2 separate regions of the Homo sapiens genome follow, and region 1 is linked to region 2. A link is an interaction called in ENCODE POLR2A ChIA-PET data of the cell type or tissue named here. Cell type or tissue: CD4-positive, alpha-beta T cell. All regions are shown on one strand. Each heading gives the region's core, and the rest is flanking DNA. Links, peaks and the distances in the headings are about the cores only.

What was found. ChIA-PET counts read pairs that join two places held together with the same protein. Peaks named below come from ENCODE experiments on the same cell type or tissue, not always from the same donor. Only the 100,000 strongest peaks of a DNase experiment are listed, where the experiment ranks them.
Region 1: POLR2A ChIA-PET joins it to region 2 with 5 read pairs; 3 of 35 experiments call an interaction of 5 or more read pairs at or near these places.

Annotation. Positions count from the first base shown.
Region 1 is chr7:20,200,085-20,203,014 of GRCh38, reverse strand. All of the region lies in intron 1 of MACC1 (MET transcriptional regulator MACC1), which reads left to right. Among named protein-coding and RNA genes, the nearest start is that of MACC1, 16 kb to the left of the region's middle. RefSeq lists an enhancer at 1,349-1,398. In CD4-positive, alpha-beta T cell, for the core only: no CTCF peak of the experiment used is centred there; a DNase peak (open chromatin) is centred at 1,474.
Region 2 is chr7:20,287,211-20,290,140 of GRCh38, reverse strand. No RefSeq gene overlaps it. Among named protein-coding and RNA genes, the nearest start is that of ITGB8, 42 kb to the left of the region's middle. In CD4-positive, alpha-beta T cell, for the core only: no CTCF peak of the experiment used is centred there; no DNase peak of the experiment used is centred there.

The DNA.
Region 1 (2,930 bases), core at 193-2,692, 87 kb after region 2:
CAATTGTACTTTGTTTCATCTTACCAATTGCTTTTAAGAAGGTTACATACTTATCTTTGCTCACATATAAAGAGAACATTCATTTTTAAACAAAGACAACATACAATCTATGGATTTCCAGAACAAAGTTAGAATTAATGAATTTAGACTAGGAATAACTGAAACTGAATCAGTACTCTAGAGCTACACTTTCCAAAAAGGTAAGCATTAGCCACATGTGCCCTTTAAATTGATGAAAATTAACGATTCAATTTCTCAGTAAAACTAGCTCGATTTCAAGTGTTCAACAGCCACATGAAGTATGTTCAACAGCTGCATGAATGTAGCTATTATCTACCTGATTGGATATGACAGATATAGCACATTTCCAAAATCAAAAAGTTTTTGGTTCTCATCACAGATAGTAAATCATTTAATTCTCATAAAGCATAGTGGAAAGGGAATAACAATTATTATTATTACTACTTAATAGATGTAAAATTGAAGATTGGAGAGTTTTAGAAGCTCGATCAGGTTTTTTGGTTCCGGGTCCCATTTTCTTTCCTCTAAAACACATTGATTGATTATCAAGGCAAGTATGAAATGTATCAACCACTTTGCTCTACGTCCAAATACAAAGAGGCGTATTCTGAAATCTAGAAATTTCTAAAAGAAGGAAACTAAGTCCATCTCTATGTCATAGCTTTGATGGAAAACACAATCTTGTATCTGTTTCTAATACTTCCCATTTTACAATCCATAAAATGAACTTACAGAAGTTGATTTAACCAAAAGACTGTGAACAAATGGAAGAAGTTTTAGATAGCATTAATGAATTGCTAAATAACTGCACTTGTCTACACTATCCTTTCACTTTGGTATGATTGTCGAAGAAACTATTCACTGGCTTGGATGTGCGGACATGGTTTTGAGACCAGACTCATTTTCTGCTGGCATTTGAACCCAGATAGCTTTTACAAATGAAGATAAATAAAATTCATAATAAAATATTTATTCACACTAAACACCTAGGAGTGTGTGGGAAAAACAGTTTTACTGGGGAAAGGAAATACAGGGGCCAGTTGAAAAAACACGAAGAATAATTACCAGTAAGTGAGGTTTGAAACTCATTTCCTCTACAGGAAGACATGGTTCCAACTGGTACAGAGGTTAAGGTTCACATTTTGCATCCTTGGAGACAGAATCTCAAAAATGGAATCTAAGGTGGTCTTAAGTGCAAAACCTCAAAAGGGTAATTTATAATCCTTGGAGTTTAGGAGTCGAAAACAAGGGACAAGGTGAACTCTGTCCACTTCTCTCCATTCTTACAACCACTTTCCTAGTTCAGGCCACTGCCCTTGCTCTTTGTCTCTAGTTCTGCTTCAACTTTTGCTTTCCACCTTCCTGAAATGTAAATCACAGATGAGATCATGTCATTGACTGAACTTAAACTCCTCTGCGTCTTCTTTAGGCTAAAGTTCAAGTTCCTCAGTCTGTGTTATAAGTATGTCATGACCAGCCTCTGCCTTTCTCTGCATCCTTCCCTCTTGCCCCTCCCCCATCCTTGCCTCTGCCCCTACCCCACTGCTATGCCTCAGCCTTACTGAAGTGCTTGCTGCTTTCTGAACGAGTTCTGCTCACTCTTGTTTTTACACCATTGTGGATCATTTTCCTTTTACCTGAAGCACTTCATCCTGCTTCTCCCTACAAATTTCACTGTGGAGCTAGCATTTGAACCCAGATAGCTCAACCTTCAGAACCCATTTCATAAATTCTGCATAATTAGTCCATGGGGGGGACAGTCTGAGAGCCCCTCTTGGCCTCTTGTATTGCATGATCCTGCTGCTTCTTTCTTCCCTCTCTTTAGTTAAAACCTCAGACTGTGTCACATCCTTCTTTTGAGTGTGACCAGCTCTCATTCACCAATGAGATTCACTTAAATTTGATTCACCAATTCAGATGACATAGTACCACTTCTCTCCCTTTAGAATATTTTTTAAAATTAAAAAACATAATAATAGAAATCCATCCCACCAAATAACACCTAGTCATCTTGGAAGTTTTTAATAGGGAGAGGAACACTTCCTTGGTAGGCTTAGGTTGATACTTTTCTGAATGCAAAATGATATTAAAAATGTGCAGCAGTGAGTATGGCATGGACACTTGACCTGTCAGAATGGATGCTGGCCAGTGTATGGTACTCAGGTATTCTTACTGGATATCCACCCTGCCTGGAAGCAGAGAATAGGCATGAAAATATTGAATGGCTCTTAGAAACTTCCAGGATTAGATAGCACCCATGTTTCTAGCTGGGGTTGTGGGGGATATCTCAGGTATCTGACTGTGCATCAGTGAAAAGATTTCTTCTGGCTCCAGCAAAAAAAGAAATCAGGTGCTGATGGTTGAGTGCATTACTTCATCCCCCTTCTTAGGTAATTACATCACTCTGTCTCTCATGTCTTGTGATGAGTTTGGCAGTTTCCTAAACTAAAAACTTCCTGTAATTAACCTACGCACTCTTGCCTGTTAAATTTTGACAACAATTTACTTTCTCTTCCAGGATTTGTCGTTATGACCAGTAAATTGGTAGGAAATACTGATATCAAAGGTCTCCCAGTAACCTCTTTTTTCCTTGGAAGTCATCGTGTGTTTTCTTTGGTATTTATCAGTATTTTGAAGTATAACTTAATAGTGTTTGTTAATGAGGGATATAACTGTTATCTCTTTATCTATAACTGTCCATTTCTAGTAATCTAGTAATCTTTTAAATCTTTTAAATCTACTAATCTTTTAAATCTAGTAATCTAGTAATCTTTTAAAAGATTCTTCGTGTTTTTTCAGTTAGCCCCTGTATTTCCTTTCCCCAATAAAACTGTTATTCCCACACACTCCTAGGTGTTTATTGTGAATAAATATTTTATTATGAATTTTATTTATCTTCATCTGTAAAA
Region 2 (2,930 bases), core at 187-2,686:
TTATAGAGAAAACAATTGAAACAAAATAAAACCGTTAGGTAAATTAGTGGGTTTAAATATTACCGAAGAGGAAATTCACTAGTTTTCTAGTCAGTGGGACTTACCAAGACACACAACTTGTGTCTGAATTTAAATTTACATAATTAAGACAAGACTCAACTTTCTTGAAAATATGTAAGATTGTATTTTGGGGTGAATTAAATCCTGTGAGATATCATATAGAAAACATTTTGATCAGTGTCCTGCAAAACAATTCTTAAACAGTTCTGAATAACATGAGCCTTATTCCTTTTTGGTCAGAAATTAAATTGCTCCAATGTAATTAGCTAGATTTTAAGCACGGTTTTGTTTTTCTGCTAAGAAAGCATTTGTGTACTATATCCTTGCTACCCAAGCTATTATTTCATGTTCATGTCTCAGAAGCTTTAATGTGCACAGGAATCACAGGGGAATCATGTTAAAATGAAGTTTCTTATTTGGTAGTTAGGAAAGAGACTTGAAATTCGAAATTTTAATAAGCTTCCAAGCTGGGCCAATATTGCTCGTGTCCAGGCCACACAACTGAATAGCAAAGCTGTAGATGATACACCTATTATATTTATTCAAATATACCATGCAATTGGCACATTTTCCATTTCATAGTAAGAGACTTATTGTTTAATAGAGAATGCATTCATTAAATAGAATTGAATTAAAAATATATGCATAAACAGCTCTGTGTTGAAAGAAATTTATATCTGAATTTTTGAAGATGCTAAAATAAAAATGTTTTAGGTTCAAATTTTTAAAAAATTAATTTTACCAATGGTTCTAGAAACACATAAAACATCTATGTATCATTGCCATAGATACACTAGTTCTGTTTTTTTTTTTTAACTTTTATTTCAGGTTCTAGGGTACATATACAGGCTTGTTGTATACGTAAGTTGTGTGTCACTGGGGTTTGGTGTACACGTTCTTTCACCACCCAGGTAATAAGCGTAGTATTTAATAGGTAGATTTTTTTATCTTTACCCTCCTCCCTCCCTCCACCCTTAAGCAGGCCCTGGTGTCTGTTGTTCTCTTCTTTGTATCCACATGTATTCAGTGTTTGGCTTCCACTTATAAGTGAGAACATGTGGCATTTTATATTCTGTTTCTGTGTTAGTTCACTTAGGATAATGGCCTCCAGCTCCATCCACGCTGCTGCAAAGGACATGATCTCATTGTTTTTTATGGTTGCGTAGTATTCTATGGTGTATATGTACCACATTTTCTTTACTCAGTCTACTATTGATGGGCATTTAGATTGATTCCATGTCTTTGCTATTGTGAAGAGTGCTGAAATTTGCTTTTCAAAACCCTAGCTAGTTCTATAGTCTGTGTCGTGATTGGTTACAACAAATATTTTCCATGGGCAATTATAATTAAATTTGGAGAATGATGGTCGTATATAAATATAAACTGCTGAAAACATAAATATGTTTTTATTTTATTTATTATTATTAATTTTTTATGAGATGGAGTTTTGCTCTTGTTGCCCAGGCTGGAGTGCAATGGCATGATCTTGGCTTACTGCAACCTCCCCCTCCCAGGTTCAAGCGATTCTCCTGCCTCAGTTTCTCTAGTAGCTGGGATTACAGGCAGATGCCATGATGCCCAGCTAATTTTTGTATTTTTAGTAGAGACGGGGTTTCACTATTTTGGTCAGGCTGGTTTCGAACTCCTGACCTCAGGTGATCTGCCCACCTCGGCCTCCCAAAGTGCTGGGATTACAGCATGAGCCACTGTGCCTGGCTGTAATACACTGTTAAAATTGGTGAATAAAAGATCTGTCTTAATGACAAAGGCTTAATTATGCCCTTTCTAGGTCTTATCACATACTTGGGATTCTGAGGATATTTTGAACCTACAAAGAATGTAGCATCCATTCCAAAATGAGTAATAAGAAGAAATAAATGTAGACTTCAAGCATCTATAACTTATTTTTCAACAGATCTCCTTTTGTTTTTGCAAACTTTTGGACTAGTCCCATTGTTATCCGGGCTTGAACTCTTTACTCCTTTCTTTCTTCTCTGGTCTGTGTTGTTTTTAAGCACTCACCAGTGATAGATTTCTAGAAAATAGAATGTACAAAATAAACAAACCACCAGAACCAGCAGCAGCTAAAGAAAAATAAAATACAAATAAGGAAACAATGAAAAGTCAAAGCAAGCACCCAAATTCCAAGCCAAATTCAATCTGCAATAAGAGATACATTTGAACAAAATGTAAAAATCAGTGTATATCCCTCAGACTTTGTCTATCAGGGTGAGAGATTCAGCTCTTCACTTGTTCTAGAAGAGGCACCATGACTTGAGTGACCAGGGAAGGAAGACAAATACTTAATAATTATGTCAGATATTTGATTTCATCTAAGTTACACTGGAAAATCATCTATATGAAGTCCCCCAACATCGTGAGAGACTATGATTCTCACCTATGTGTAATTTGTCTTTTTATCAACAGTTTGGTTGACAGTAGATGTATTGTTATTGATTGTATTCCAAAACTTTATGATCGCTCATGTGTTTTCCATTGTATTAACCCATTTATTCCTAGAGATACAACTTAAGGCTAGGAAAAGCAAATATTAAGTAAACATTGTTTTTTACACAGGAAGAAACAGATTCTTATCTATTACCAGTCTGAGGTTTATATTTAACCAGTTTCATGAGAGGTGTTAACTATTATCTCCCCACCTGCTGCTCTAGTTGATCACATGACCCTACCCTACTATAGTCACAGCTAAATGAATCCACAGGTTGACTAGTTGTCTATGACAGTCAATTGTGACAGACTCTGAGCAGACATTAAAGAAAAGAACAATCACATTTCTTTCTCAGAAATTTGGACTTAAGGTTTTGAGGAACACGGATAATTCAGAATTTAGAGTTAGAACTGATAGGTTA